Regions from separate parts of the Homo sapiens genome. Here regions 1, 2, 3 and 5 are each linked to region 4. Evidence: chromatin contacts called from ENCODE Hi-C or POLR2A ChIA-PET data. All regions are on one chromosome and are shown on one strand. The core of a region is the stretch at or near the end of the contact, and the rest is flanking DNA. Distances in the headings are between cores, read along the strand shown.

Region 1 (2,700 bases), core at 69-2,568, 1.1 Mb after region 4:
GCCTCCCGAGTATCTGGGGATTACAGGCGCCTGCCACCACGCCTGGCTAATTTTTATATTTTTAGTAGGGATGGGGTTTCGCCATGTTGGCCAGGCTGGTCTCGAATTCCTGACCTCAGGTGATTCGCCCTCCTTGGCCCCCCAAAGTGCTGGGATTACAGGCGTGAGCCACCGTGACCGGCTACTCCTGAGATTTCTAAGTGGAGATGTTTAGGGCAGTGGGACGTCTGGGCCTGACACTTCGAAGAGGGATAGGAGTTTGAGGCAAGGGTTTGGGGACCATTCCTGTGTAGTGATATCCATGTGTAGGAGAACTCACAGAGGAGTAGTGACTAGAGATTGGGAGAAGACCAGAATTGCTGGGGGAGGGAGTGTTCTTTTGGTGAAGGGTAGGGTTCACAGGGTTACTCTGCTGTGAGAGGCCAAGTGAGATAGAAGCTAAAATATCTTTTGGGTTTGTTTATACATAGTAGGTATGCAGATATTTCTAGTTGTATCATTTGGTTCTTTGTTTTTCAGAAGAGATGCTGGCTTAGCCTTGTAAACATCGCAGTTGCATAAAAGTATTTATGATAGTCCTTAAAATGCTGTAATTATCTTTGAAGTTTTATAATTTTGCAGTGTTTAACTTATGGCAGCAATAGCATTGGTATTTTAAATCAAAACAGAACACTGTCAAGGGTTACATAACTTATTCATGATATTAACAAGATATAAAGCACCATGTTTTTGTGTGTAACTGTTTAACAGTAGATGAAGTTAATGATTGCCCACTTTCAGCTAATCATATGATTGCTATTGAAATAAGTACTTGCTAGACAGGGATAGAATCTAGTAATTTGTTAGCTTCAGTACTTCATGCTTGCATACACACCCATGCTATTGTGTTACCAAGCCTGAGTTTTGAAATGTGGCGTTCTTTGTCTTTTTCTGGTGAATAAACCCCATACGTCTTACCATAGCCATTTGACTCTTCCTGGCTGTCAGGATGTGTTGCCCTGGACTGAGAGTGAGAGATCCCAGATTTTTCAGCTTCTCTTCCAATTGCTAGGGATACCACATCAGTGCCAACGTGAGTCTCCTCTTGTCACTTTCTGCTAGGCTTCCCCTTAGAAGCTGAAATTCTTTCCCTTCCTGATGCTAAGTTGCAGTTTCTTAAAATGCTAGAGAGCTTTTAAAAGCATACCGTGATGGGAATTAGTTTCAAAAGATTATACCAGAGGGGGTTAAAACTTGCCAACCTTGTAAAAACCTAACTTCTTTGTTTACGTCCTCCCTGCCCCGCTTTCTGCTGTGCTTGGTTTCCTCCTAGCAATATGCCTTGGTCAGGGGGAGAGTCTTCCTGTCAGACATAACTTCCCAGACCAGCACTCCTGGAGGGGCCTGTACCTCAGACCCTGGCAACGAGGCACGCTGGGGCACGCTGGCCTTTCGTTGTGGTGTAGAAAATTTTTCATTTGGAATTCCATTTTAAAAATAAGTATAGGGTTATTTATATCTTCTTACATTAATTTTGATAAGTTGTGTATTTTAAGGGCTTTATCCACTTTATCTAAGCTACTGAATTAATTGGCACAATTATTACTCTTTCAATGTCCATAAGACCTGTAGTGATGTCCCCATATTTTATTTCTGGTATTTGCCTTTCATGTTAAGAATGTGTCTGTTCAAAGGGAGAGGGGAAGGAGAAAAGAAGAATGTGTCTGTTCAAAGGACTGCTGGATCAGGGTAACTTAGCTCAAGAAAATGAGAAGGGGTGGTTTCTGGAAGGGGAGAATGAAAGCCGTGGAGGAAATAAAGCATGAATGTGGGGGAGGGCGGGGGCGGGGACTGCTTCTCTTGCTGGCTGCCTTCTCTCTCTGGAGAATCTGCTGGAGAAGGAGCAGTCACGTGGGTGGTGAGCTCATTAGGCTGGGGACACCAGCTGTGCTATTATTAGGGCTTTTAAAGTCCGTGGCAGATGTTCTTAGGCGGTGTTCCAGCCTTGTTCACTTCCCACATATGGCATGATACTGTACACAGAAAAAAGAGGGACTCTTTAACAAATAGCTTTTCCATGAAATGCATCACTATTTTTTTCCCATGAACTTTTTTCTTTTCTTTCTTCCTCTGTCTCTGTTTCTTTGTTTCTCTCTCTGCTGTTTGTTCTTTCTTCTTTCTCCGTTTATCTTTCTCCCTCTGTCTCTTTCTTGCTTTCCTCTATTTTTCTGTATTCTCATTCTCCCTGTCTCTCCCTCCATCCCTCCTTTCTATACTTCCTTCTTTTGTCCTTTGAGGCCCTTTTTATTTAATCCTTTGTGAAACTAGAAGAGGACTCAGAGGCACATGAAGAAAGTTTGTCTATTTTAGATTAAAAGTGAGCCTTAGCATTTCATAGAAAGTATAAGAAATGTGGGTAAGTCTCAGGGTGATCATATACTAGAGAATTTTTTTGACAAGAGCCTGTTTTGAATTGCGTGGTTAGCTTGCTGCCTCTTCACTCCTCTGGCACAGTGGTAGTTTTTGTACAGGATCGCTTTTACCTCAATGGACTGATAAGCTAGCCAGGGCACCGATTATTTTTACATACCAATTTGTGTGTTGTTTGTTTGGCTAATCACCTCTTCTGCAGCTGTTATCCTGGATCTCAGTGATCAAAGAGATCAGTGATCTCTTTTTTTTTTTTTTTTTTGAGACAGAGTCTCACTCTGTTGCCCAGGC
Region 2 (2,700 bases), core at 25-2,524, 1.2 Mb after region 4:
TACTTCCTTGCATCTGCTGTCATGATTAGACAGATTTGCGTCAGCCTTGCTAAAGTGCAGTCTCCTGCCAGCCTACGGCTCAGCAGCATTTTTCTTAAAACTAGAGGCCTCCCCAACCTTGTGTGGCACCCCCTCTCTATTATTTAGTGCTAAGTTGCCAGCTATGTATTATCTCAGTTTATCACTGAGGTGGATATTTAAATTTAATTTTGGCTTTATACTGGAATATTGGAATTTTTTTTTTTTTTTTTTTTTTTGAGACAGAGTCTCACTCTGTCACCCAGGCTAGAGTACAGTAGTTGCGATCTCGGCTCACTGCAACCTCTGCCTCCCGGGTTCAAGTGATTCTGCCAGCTTAGCCTCTCAAGTAGCTAGGATTACAGGCACCCACCATCATGCCTGGCTATTTTTTTGTATTTTTGTAGAGGCAAGGTTTCACCATGTTGGCCAGGCTGGTCTTGAACTCCTGACCTCAGGTGATCCACCTGCCTTGGCCTCCCAAAGTGCTGGGATTACAGGCGTGAGCCACCACCCCTGGCCAGAATATTGGAATTTTTTAATGCCTAAGTTAGGCCCAGCTACAGAAAACTGTGTTGAAAATGTGGCAGAACAGCTTACTACCAGTAATTTGATTTGTGGAAGCTGAAGCCAGGGTTCTCACCTTTGCAAATAAATATTTCTCTCCTCCTCTTCATTTTAAGTTTACAAGTTAAGACCAAAGGTCAAAATACTAAGTATATTGCATTTCGTCAAAGTACTAAGTATTTTGCATTTCGTCAAAGTACTAAGTATTTTGCATTTCGTCAAAGTACTAAGTATTTTGCATTTCGTCAAAGTACTATTTTGCATTTCGTCAAAGTACTAAGTATTTTGCATTTCAGCAAAATAATGATGAAACACACCTCATGTTCAAATCTAGTCAAGTGAGTTATGACTCTGAATATGGGTTGAAAACTCCAAGGAAATTGCACTGTGCAGTCAGTAGTTCCTTTTTAGAACTGGGTGCAGCAGGGGATTCCTGTTTAGTCACATGGGTTCTCTTGTGTGGAATGTGAGGATGTGGCTAGATGCACTCATGTTTTGTTTGTCACTTTCTATCTGACCACTGGAGCCTTCCTGATTTGTTCTGGGGAGACAGCCTTGGTTGGTGGGCTTGGGACCCTACACTGAGCTCAGGAGTGCTATCTAATGGGGTGAGATTCTTTTTCATAACTGATTGAGCCCTGAAGAAGCTGCTTTGCTTCTCCATGTGGGAAAATGGTCATTATGAGTTCCTTCCTGCACCCTCCCCACTCTACCCTGTCTTTTAGTAAGGATGGTTTTTCTTGTGCAAACCACAAAGAAACCATTCTCTCTGGGTCTGCATGTGTGGTTTTCTGACTTCCTCTCCTGATTGTTGCTTCTTTGTCAAAGGGGATGCCAATGTCCAGATTGCTAGTATCTCAGAGGAACTGGCCAAGAAGACGGAAGATGCTGCCCGCCAGCAAGAGGAGATCACACACCTGCTATCGCAAATAGTTGATTTGCAGAAAAAGGCAAAAGCTGTAAGGCTTCTCTGTTTATCTGGCTGATACAACAATGGCCATGCTGAGACGGGGAAGGGACATTTACTCCAGAAGACAGTGCTCTTTAGTTTCATATCTTAGCAGTTCGTGTTGCCGCTTTGCAGAAAAAGCTTAGTGGACTCAGTAGTATAAAACTGATTACCTGAATTGGTGACGAGTCTTATTTGTGACCTCTTATCTCCTAAAATTATATTGAATTCATTAAAAAGATGTTGTAAATATGGACTTTTGCAGTTTAACTTATGGATCATCTAGTCTAGTATTTGTTTTTACACAGTGCACTAGATATGTGCTGCAGTAGAGCAGTATCCTCTTCAGATTTAAGAAGAGGCAGCAAAATGGACTTTGCTATTAGTGTGGGGTAAAATGCTTCCAGAGAGCTTTGGAAGATGGGGGTGGGGCGGTGGGCTATAGAGAATGAATGTGGATATAGGAAAGACTTTACCTTCAAAATAATATAAAAAGCAGAATTTGAGTATAAGATGAGCATGTCCTTGTAGAAAGTGATGAGTTCATTACAGATTAGGTTAATAAGAGGGAAAAAGTTGGACTTTTACCAAGTATCTTAGGAAGTGATCTATCTTTGCCATGCTTTAGTGCGCAGTGGAAAATGAAGAACTTGTCCAGCATCTGGGGGCTGCTAAGGATGCCCAGCGGCAGCTCACAGCCGAGGTGAGCACCTCTCCCTCATTCCTTCAGTGCCTCTGATTGCAGCCAAGGTGGATTAGCCTTCCCGGACAGCTTTAGTCACGTCCATCGCAACTACTGTTTTTATTTTGAATTTCATTTCATTTTTATTCGTGGGAGAGTAAACCCAGTTGCACCTTGGTTCTGTGCCCACTGACACTGTTACTGGTTATGGGCACCTGTGTGGCAGGGCTCTACACCAGCTGAGCCTGGCACGTGCAGGTGTCCAAAAAATGTTCAAAGAAATGAAACAATACAACACAGAGCACTCTGGGAGAGGAATCTCACAGGTGTGGCTTGAAACATGGGTGTGACGATTTTCTTTTTCTTTCTCTCTTTTTCTCTTTTTGAGATGGGGTCTCATTCTGTCACCCAGGCTGGAGTACAGTGGCATGAGCATGGCTCACCGCAGCCTCGACCTCTCCAGGCTCAGGTGATCCTCCTGAGT
Region 3 (2,700 bases), core at 18-2,517, 1.1 Mb after region 4:
TGGAATTAAGAATATTTGCATTATACTTGCGGATTGAACATCCCAGGTTTGAAATTCTGAAATCCAAAATACTTCAATGAGTATTTCCTTTCAACACCATGCCAGTGCTCAAAAGTTTTGGATTTTGGAGCATTTTGGGTTTTGAATTTTCAGATTTGGGGTACTCAGCTTGTGATTATGTTGCGTAAAGGCTATTCAGTTTGATATTAATCAGACAATATCAAACTGAATAGCCTTTACCCAACATAATTGGGCCACAGAATTGTGGAAGTACTGGAATAGTTTTATTTATTTTTTAAGAAACAGGGTCTCATTTTGTTGTGCAGGCTGGAGTGCAGTAGTGCCATCATGACTCACTACAGCCTCGACCTCCTGGGCCCAAGCTATCCTCTCACCTCAGCCTCCCAAGTATCTGGGACTATAGGCGTGTACCACCACACCTGTCTCATTCTTAATTTTTTTATAGAAATGGTGTTCCACTATGTTTCCCAGGCTGGTCTCCAACTCCTGGGCTCAAGTGATCCACTCGCCTCAACCTCCCAAAGTGCTGGGATTATAGGCTTGAGCCACCACACCTGGCTATCTCTTGAATCCTAACTCCATGTTGAGCTTTTAAAGGGTTTTCTTATTCCTTGTGCCAAAAATGCCTTTTCTACCCTTCCAACAGAACAAACCCCTATTAAAGTTTTAGTTGAGGCTGGGTCCAGTGGCTCACGCCTGTGATCCCAGCATTTTGGGAGGCTGAGGCAGGCAAATCACTTGAGGCCAGGAGTTCAAGACTGGCCTGGCCAACATGGCAAAACCCCGTCTCTGCTAAAATTCCAAAGATTAGCCAGGCATGGTGGCACACACCTGTAGCCCCAGCTATTTGGGAGGCTGAGGCACGAGAATCTCTTGATTCTCGGAGGCAAAGGTTACAGTGAGCTGAGATTGTGCCACTGCACTCCAGCCTAGGCAATAGAGTGAGACTCTGTCTCAAAAAAAAGAAAAGTTTTAGTTGTGAAGGGGAAGCTCTGAAGTGTGTTAGAACCCCTAAGTCCATGGAGGGATTCACTTGCTCTGAAATGGGATGGTCATGGAGAGAGAGAGAGAGAGAGCACCCAGCGTGGGAAGGCTGGGTGTGGACATCGACCCCCACCCCCACCCCAAGCAGCAAGGTCATGAGCCGTGCAGAAGTGGGACCTTCCGCCGTTGGTGCTTCTGGAAGTAGTGCCCAGCAAGGACCAGTGAGGAGCTAGTATTCCTTAGCTTAGGCACGGCTCAGTCCTCCCTGCCTACCATGCATGCAGTTTGTAGCCTGTGTGTTTCCTGTTTTCATTTCCTATCTTGCTATTACTTTTATGCATTGGCTTATCACAGCCCACTCACTCTAAGGCCATCTTGCCATCCCATGACATGGTCACTGAAGGCCCAGCTGTCACTGTTTATTCACTTGGTGTGTACATGACTGTTTGGACCCGTTTCCTAGTAACGGCCCTGTTAATTTCAATGAGAAAGGCTAATGGGGTGCCTTTTTCAGGGGCTGGGGGGAGGGATGATGTGCTCCCTTTAGCCCCTCTGTGTCTTTGGTCCTTGACCTCACTGTTTCCTGGGGGATTCTTATACAGAGGCTCTTGGCTTCTTCTCTCAATACCACACATTCCTAATTATTTGTGCTACTTCTTGAGTAATCTTGAGGTCTGCTTTGGATTACTTATCAAAAGTGGCTGATAAAATTTGAGCTGTCGTTTCCCAGATGTGTGTGTTAGTGCTTCGTAGAGAATTTCTTCTTTGTACTCAAGTTGATTTAAGTCTAGAATCTGACTTTTAATTGTGGACCAAGCAAAACCCCCTTGCCTCTCTAGGGATTATTTAGAATTAATAAAATCAAGTACTTTTTCACACGAGCCTGAAGGAATTGTTAACTGAAGGAACTTTTATGTGATACAGTTTGTTCTGAAAATTAGGTATTTAAGGACTTTGTCAATTATGGTTAAGCACATTTTTTATTAAAAAGAACAAGATATGTAGCTAAGTGGCTGTGTCCGGGCTGAGATGTTTCTTCTCACTCGATCCTACAGTGAAGTCAAAATATAGTGACAGATTCAGTTTCCATAGCTGCAGAATCTGTTTTCAAAAACACAAGGCTGTGATTTCACTGTAGTTCAGTGCACATTGAGAAGCTAATATGGAAATAGAAATGAAACTTTTCAAAATACATGCCTTAAAACAAAAACTTCCAGTTCCCCTTTAGTGCTTAGATGAGATTTTTTTTTTTTTCAGGCTTTGTAAGTTTTGCAGATTAATTTCAGAAGTTGACGGCAATGTGATCCTGGTGGACTGTCATTCTGTAGTGTTAGTCAGGAAGCCCCTCACACACTTTCTTCTCATTTCCTAATGCGACAGTTGGTTCAGTGAATATCCATTGTGCTTTATAGGTTGATATTGATATGTTTGTAATTGGCCTATCACGTAGTTAGTTTTTTTTTCTTTTTTGGCAATCACCTTTTTCCATGTGAATTTTCAAAAAATGTATTTATTTATTTAGAAGCAGGATCTTATGGCCAGGCGCAGTGGGTCACTCCTGTAATCCCAGCACTTTGAGAGGCCGAGGCGGGCAGATCATCTGAGGTCAGGAGTTCGAGACCAGCCTTGCCAACATGGTGAAACTCCGTCTCTACAGAAGTACAAAAATTAGCCGGGCGTGATGGTGGGTGCCTG
Region 4 (2,700 bases), core at 182-2,681:
TAAGTTAAACAAGAATTCCTTCTCACCCACTAAATTGAGTCACCCTGCTAAGGCCCCCATGAGCCCCTTTTCACTTTCTGTATTACTAAGCCCTTTGCCCAGCCTGACTAGATGGCAGCTATTTCCTGTGGGTCAGAGGGTTTTTAAGGCCTTTTTTGGAATTCTCCTTTCCTCTGGCTCAGGTATAAATGGTAATACCAAAAGGTAGTAGGTGGTATTTTAAGGAGACTGCTAGTGGACCTTCAAATGCTTTTCATTTCAAAACTTTAATTTTAATAATATTGCTCTCTTAGTTTGGGCTCCCTTAAAATCACAGCCTGAGACTAGACACAAGGACTTGGTGCAGGTGGTTTATTTGGGAGGAGATCCCAAAAAGCAGAGGTGAAAGAAAAGGGAGAGAGTGAGACAGGGAAGAATGAAAAGCCACTGAGTGTGCATCATTAAGGTTGCTGCTTTGGGCAACAGGGGCTCAATTCTTCTGTGACCTTTGGCAAGTGTGCAGAATGCCTTCTAGAATGTTCCCTCCAAAAGAGGAGTGGCTAGACTTGCTTACTGGCTCTCATTCTTCACTGGTTAGAGATGGCTCCTAGGGCGTTACCTCTCCATACTTGCAGGTTGTACTTGCTTGGGGGCTGACTGGGCTCCCAGTTTCAGAGATGGCTTTGAGGCAAAAAAACAGGGAAGCATTTTTCATGTTTCAAGAGGGCATTGTCATGGGAACCCACATTGCACTCTCTACCAGATCTGTGACAAAATCATAGGTGTGCTGAGGGGATTTGTTACAGGGTGCCAAAAGCATCAGCTACGAGCATATTGTCCCTTCTGAATAGACTGTTCCCCATTGTCCCTGTGGGGACACTTCCCCACCAATGGATCACCTGGTCATTGCTGTCCAGTCCACATGACATTGATGGGGAAGGTCACTGCTATTAGCCTCCCTTGACCGATGTCAGGGCTGTAAGGATCACTCTCCTCCATCTTCCTTCCAATCTAGCCCCTTGTCCATATCCTCCCTCTGTGGAGCTCACCTGTGTCTGGAAGGAGTTGTGCAACCTCAAGTGGCCTCAGTGAAAGCTGCAGTTGAAGAGAGCAATTCAGTTGACCACAAAGGAATGTGACAGAGAATCATCCAACGCTGCCTAGAACATCTCTCCTGCTCACCTCACCTGGCATGCTCACATGCAGCCATGTGGTCAGGGCAATACCGAGGCTGAGTTCAGTGCCACCCTGTGCTGCCCCTTGCCGGTGAACTTGTCACACTTGTTTACACATGTTTGCAGGCCTCTTTCTTATGGGCATCAGCAGCTTGTTGAGGACCATTCTATGTCTTCATTTTGTGCTCAGAACCTAATGTAGTGCCTGGACACAAAGGGTTCTCAGCAAACACTTGTGGATACAAAGGAGGGAGGGAGGGAGGGAAGAGGGAAGTCGGTTGCTAGGAGATAAAATGATTTGCTTATAGCACAGTTGCCAAAAATAAGTCACAAGTGGGGACTTCCCAGAACTAACCGTTCAGTGCAATACTTAGCTGAAATCTATTGCAAAATGCAGTACTTACTTAGGCACTTACTTTTGTCTTTATTGTTTTTTAAGAAAGAGATGCTCCAAAGGTCAGTGACTCAGACCACTAGGTGACTTGGCTGTGGTTTCCTATGAGTCAAGCCTACCAGACAGCAGAGGACAGAGGTGAACAGGAAACTGGGCCAGAGAAAAACCAGAGAAACAGAGAGTCAACACAGACGTCAAGGAGGCTTCCGCCCAGCTCTCTCAGGCCAAAGGGGCAGACAAACCCGTGAACTCCCAGATATTCATGTCCAAGTGAATGCAGCTGTACGAACTTCAGCTTGAAAACTTCTCTCAAATAGCAGGTGGGGAGAACAGGTAGTAAATGCCTGGGGTTGTGGCCGCTTCCTTCCCCAGCAGAGCTCTGCCCCAATGAGAACACAGGAAGGGTAGATAAGAGAGCAAAGTGGGCAGTTTTTCTTATTTATTTGTTTGGGTAAAGGAAAAACAAAACAAGATGTGAACACGCATATCTTCACAAACTGTAAAATTTATCTCTGTCCTCTATTCCCTGCATCCTTCTCCCTACTCTAACATCTTAACAATCCTAATATTTGCCTATTGTTACACAAAATGTACGCCAGTAGATATCAACATACCAATTAAAAAAAAACGAAAAAAATACTTTGCTGTTTTTCCTTGAAAGCACAATGACATGAGGCATCTTTGGAGAGAAGAAGCTGCCACAATCCGATGCCTCCTCGTACCTGCTACTAGCTGTGTAGGCTTGTCTGATCTAGCCCCCTGGATGTGAACAAACTAGAGCAACAGGGAGAAGCAGAGATGCAAAAGAGTTAATCATACAAATTGCTGAGTGTGCACAGGAAAAACATACTACATTTGTAATTGTGTTTACAGTGTACAAAGCACTCTCCCATATTCCTCATAATCTAACAACAATCCTGAAATCATCACTATTTACGATGCAGAAACTGAAGGAACAATAAATGGCATGTCCTATGCCATACAGCTAATACCAGGCAGATCTTGGCATTGAACTAGAGCTGTCTGAGCCTAGACCAAATATTGTTTCCAGGATTCTGCAGCAAACTCTACCAACTAGGTACCTACAGCCTCCCCTAACCTGCCTTCGGTCTCCTGAGCAGAAGTGTTTATACCTCAGTCCCAGCATGCAAT
Region 5 (2,768 bases), core at 93-2,592, 1.2 Mb before region 4:
GTGTGGTTCAGTCACCACAGGACGTCTCAAAAGTGGGGCTGGAGCAATTTGCAATTAGACATTCTCATTTGCATTTTTCTTACTAACAGCTATTTACAGAAGGACTTTAGATATGCGGGTTGATGATTCTGGGAACAGGGGCTGCTTCTATCTACAGACCTGCAGGCAGAAGAGATTTCAGCAGAGCTATCATTTTAATACTTAAGGGAAAACACTCAAAAAGCAGACATTTCATCTCTGTTTTTTGTGATAGTAATGTATTTCCTGTCCTCATGACTCTTTACTGCAGCAGATATTGGATTTCTCTACATGTTATCTGGGTGATTTTAGATGAAGCATTCAACCTTTCTAAGTCTCAGTTTTCTCATCTATAAAATTAAATATGTTCCTCATAAGATGGTTGTGCAGACTATGTGAGATAATGTTTACATTCTAGTGGATTGGGCAGGCAGCATACAAATGATTTTACTAGTAAGTGTTTTGTTGTCATTGTGACAAATGATGTAAAGAAAAAATTCCGGGTACTATGAGAGTGACTAATGGGGACCTGATTTGTTCTGGGGTACTAGAGGAAGCTCTACATCTTAGAAGAGATGCATTAAAGCATGATCCTGTGACTAGCTTGGGCAACATTGTAAGACTCTGTCTCTATAAAAAATGAAAACAATTTTTTAAAAAAAGAAAAAAAAAAGGAAGGATGTCATTATATCCTGTTCAGAAAAAAACAAGGGCCTTGAAATCATTGCAAAAGTTTAGAATCTTCCTTTTCCTTTTGGTAAAGGAAGTAGATAAAAACCTATGGTTATTAATAGATGCTTCTTATTCTCTGTTAGTGTTTCTAAATGCACTTGATGAAACAAAATAAAAGAATTGAGTAAATTAGTGGAAGGCTTCTACTTCTAGTGCAGGATTCTTAACAATGGTGCTATTGACATTTTGGGCCAGATTATGTCTTTGTTCTGAGGGACTTTCCTATGCAACGTAGAATGTTTAGCAGCATCCCTGGCCTCTACCCTCTCCCAATCATGACAATAAAAAATATCTCCAGACATTGCCAAATATCCCCTTATGGGCAAAATCCCCCCAGTTGAGAATCCCTGCTCTAGTAAATTCATCATTGACGCACATAGCTCCTGGGGTACAGAAATCAGTAATAAGTACCCCCTCTGTGTTTGAAGACAGGAGAGAATGTTTAAAAACAAACAAGCAAAAACTAAAACAAAGTCAGCTGAATTTTGGTCAAAGTCTGGGGTAGGTCATTTGGCATGATAAATTCTACCTGATATCTGACTGTGCTGAGTCATTCTATTGTCAACTTCACTGAGCTGGAACTAGGTTGCCCAGAATCGCTGTCCCTGAGTGGCTCCAGATAGGGCTGATCAAAAGAGAAATCGGAACAAAATTTTGGAGACAGAAATAGAGCAACGGCCATTATTCCCCAAGGGACTTTGGGATCTGATAGAGAGATGGGCAGATGCAGAGGTATGCAGCCAGCTCTGGCTTGTCCTCATTCTCCTTCTCTCCTTGTCCAGTTCTTCCCAACAGCTGGTCCTGCTGACCAGCTGCAAGCCCAGCTCACCAACTTGACTGTGGAAGCACAGAGGTGGTAGACTCACAGAGGCAACAACTTTCTCTCCATGATAGTTCTACTTTAGTAACTGGACATGCTTATCAAGTTTCCCTGCAAGCTCTGACTTGTCTACTGAATAGTGCCTTAGGAGGTCTGGTTAGGACTTATTCTCTGACCCCATGGCTCTTTTTCTTTACTTCTTTCAGAATTTTATTTTCCCAGCAACCCCTATAATTGGGTAATATGCAATTTTTATAATAAATTCCATCCTTTATTCTAACACATTCATTGTCACAGAGTGACTGAACTTTGGTAACATCACTCTGTGTCTTCTTAGCTTCCCCAGAACCAGAATTTCAGAAGCCACTGCTATCTAAGATAATTTTTTTTTTCATAGCCATCCCAAGGGAAGACACTTGGGACATGAATCATCACTCAGAACTGAGGCTGAGAGGCAGGGCAAACAGTCAACTTCCTTCCTAATTCAATAGGTGCTAATCCATTTATCTCTACTATAAGGGCATGCCTGCTTCAAGAGCTCAATTTGTTTTGCCTGCACTAGAGGACTGTGGACAAGAAGAAAATGAACACTTTCTAAGGCTGAAAAAGTAAAGCTTTCCCATGAGTAGCCCCAGGCTTAGGACTTAAGCTACGGTGGTAAGTTCAGCAGAGCAGGACCCACCAAGCCCCAAGTGAAGGTGGGTAATCACATGGCAACCTTGGGTTTCCCTGTGTCTTAGATCAGATTCTCCAGAAACAAACCCAGAGAACTTGAATAGAAGCAAGTTTTCCACTTAAGAGATGTTGGAAGACACACTGAGATAGAAGTGGGGAAGTGAGGCAGGACAGGGCAGGCAGGCAATGAAGCGTTTGTTATTAAGTAAGTGACTGCTGTGGGTAACTGGAGCTCAATCCCACTGGGGCACTCTCAGACTAGTGTAGAAGGCACTGCATTATCCCACCTGGGGTCAATCCTTCCTTGGGAAGGAAGGATGCTATATGAATTCTTGCCATATGCTTCTAACCTGCTCCACACACAGGCAGAAGACCTCAGCTTCCAGAGATGCAGATGCTGGCAGCTGAAGGTTGACTAGCCTGCATTAAAATGGTGAGGCCCTAGGGAATATTTAGAGAGGCACTAACAGCATCTGGTACTCTCTGCAACTCCAGGTTTTGTGCATATGGCTCAATGCTCAAA

The links. Hi-C counts contacts between places; a loop is a spot of excess contacts on that map. ChIA-PET counts read pairs that join two places held with the same protein, here RNA polymerase II (POLR2A). Pooled maps may share reads with other maps.
Region 1: a loop to region 4 is called in a pooled map, with 4 times the contacts of the local background. The contact joins two enhancer-like sites. A Hi-C loop is called at or near these places in 3 of 37 single-sample maps with no recorded cell type and 10 of 50 pooled maps. POLR2A ChIA-PET finds 5 or more read pairs at or near these places in 1 of 52 experiments (GM12878).
Region 2: a loop to region 4 is called in a pooled map, with 9 times the contacts of the local background. The contact joins two enhancer-like sites. A Hi-C loop is called at or near these places in 5 of 37 single-sample maps with no recorded cell type and 5 of 50 pooled maps.
Region 3: a map with no recorded cell type shows a loop between it and region 4 (8-fold over the local background). The contact joins two enhancer-like sites. A Hi-C loop is called at or near these places in 2 of 37 single-sample maps with no recorded cell type and 3 of 50 pooled maps.
Region 5: a map of endothelial cell of umbilical vein shows a loop between it and region 4 (6-fold over the local background). The contact joins two enhancer-like sites. A Hi-C loop is called at or near these places in 1 of 168 maps with a recorded cell type or tissue (endothelial cell of umbilical vein), 2 of 37 single-sample maps with no recorded cell type and 3 of 50 pooled maps.

Annotation. Positions count from the first base shown.
Region 1 is chr3:42,023,872-42,026,571 of GRCh38, forward strand. It overlaps a transcript of TRAK1 not described here. Among named protein-coding and RNA genes, the nearest start is that of ULK4, 63 kb to the left of the region's middle. RefSeq lists an enhancer at 467-1,385. Within about 2 kb of position 1,319, at least 30 of the 41 ENCODE cell types and tissues checked have a DNase peak (open chromatin) inside an H3K27ac peak, as active enhancers do.
Region 2 is chr3:42,191,662-42,194,361 of GRCh38, forward strand. TRAK1 (trafficking kinesin protein 1) reads left to right here. Exons shown (of 16, transcript NM_001042646.3): 8 at 1,414-1,544; 9 at 2,163-2,237. Among named protein-coding and RNA genes, the nearest start is that of CCK, 73 kb to the right of the region's middle. Within about 2 kb of position 1,275, at least 4 of the 41 ENCODE cell types and tissues checked have a DNase peak (open chromatin) inside an H3K27ac peak, as active enhancers do.
Region 3 is chr3:42,065,349-42,068,048 of GRCh38, forward strand. It overlaps a transcript of TRAK1 not described here. Among named protein-coding and RNA genes, the nearest start is that of TRAK1, 25 kb to the right of the region's middle. Within about 2 kb of position 1,268, at least 14 of the 41 ENCODE cell types and tissues checked have a DNase peak (open chromatin) inside an H3K27ac peak, as active enhancers do.
Region 4 is chr3:40,970,205-40,972,904 of GRCh38, forward strand. No RefSeq gene overlaps it. Among named protein-coding and RNA genes, the nearest start is that of CTNNB1, 230 kb to the right of the region's middle. RefSeq lists an enhancer at 908-2,107 and a silencer at 1,400-1,449. Within about 2 kb of position 1,432, at least 29 of the 41 ENCODE cell types and tissues checked have a DNase peak (open chromatin) inside an H3K27ac peak, as active enhancers do; they include endothelial cell of umbilical vein, where a contact is called at or near this core.
Region 5 is chr3:39,750,894-39,753,661 of GRCh38, forward strand. No RefSeq gene overlaps it. Among named protein-coding and RNA genes, the nearest start is that of MYRIP, 57 kb to the right of the region's middle. Within about 2 kb of position 1,343, at least 2 of the 41 ENCODE cell types and tissues checked have a DNase peak (open chromatin) inside an H3K27ac peak, as active enhancers do; they include endothelial cell of umbilical vein, where a contact is called at or near this core.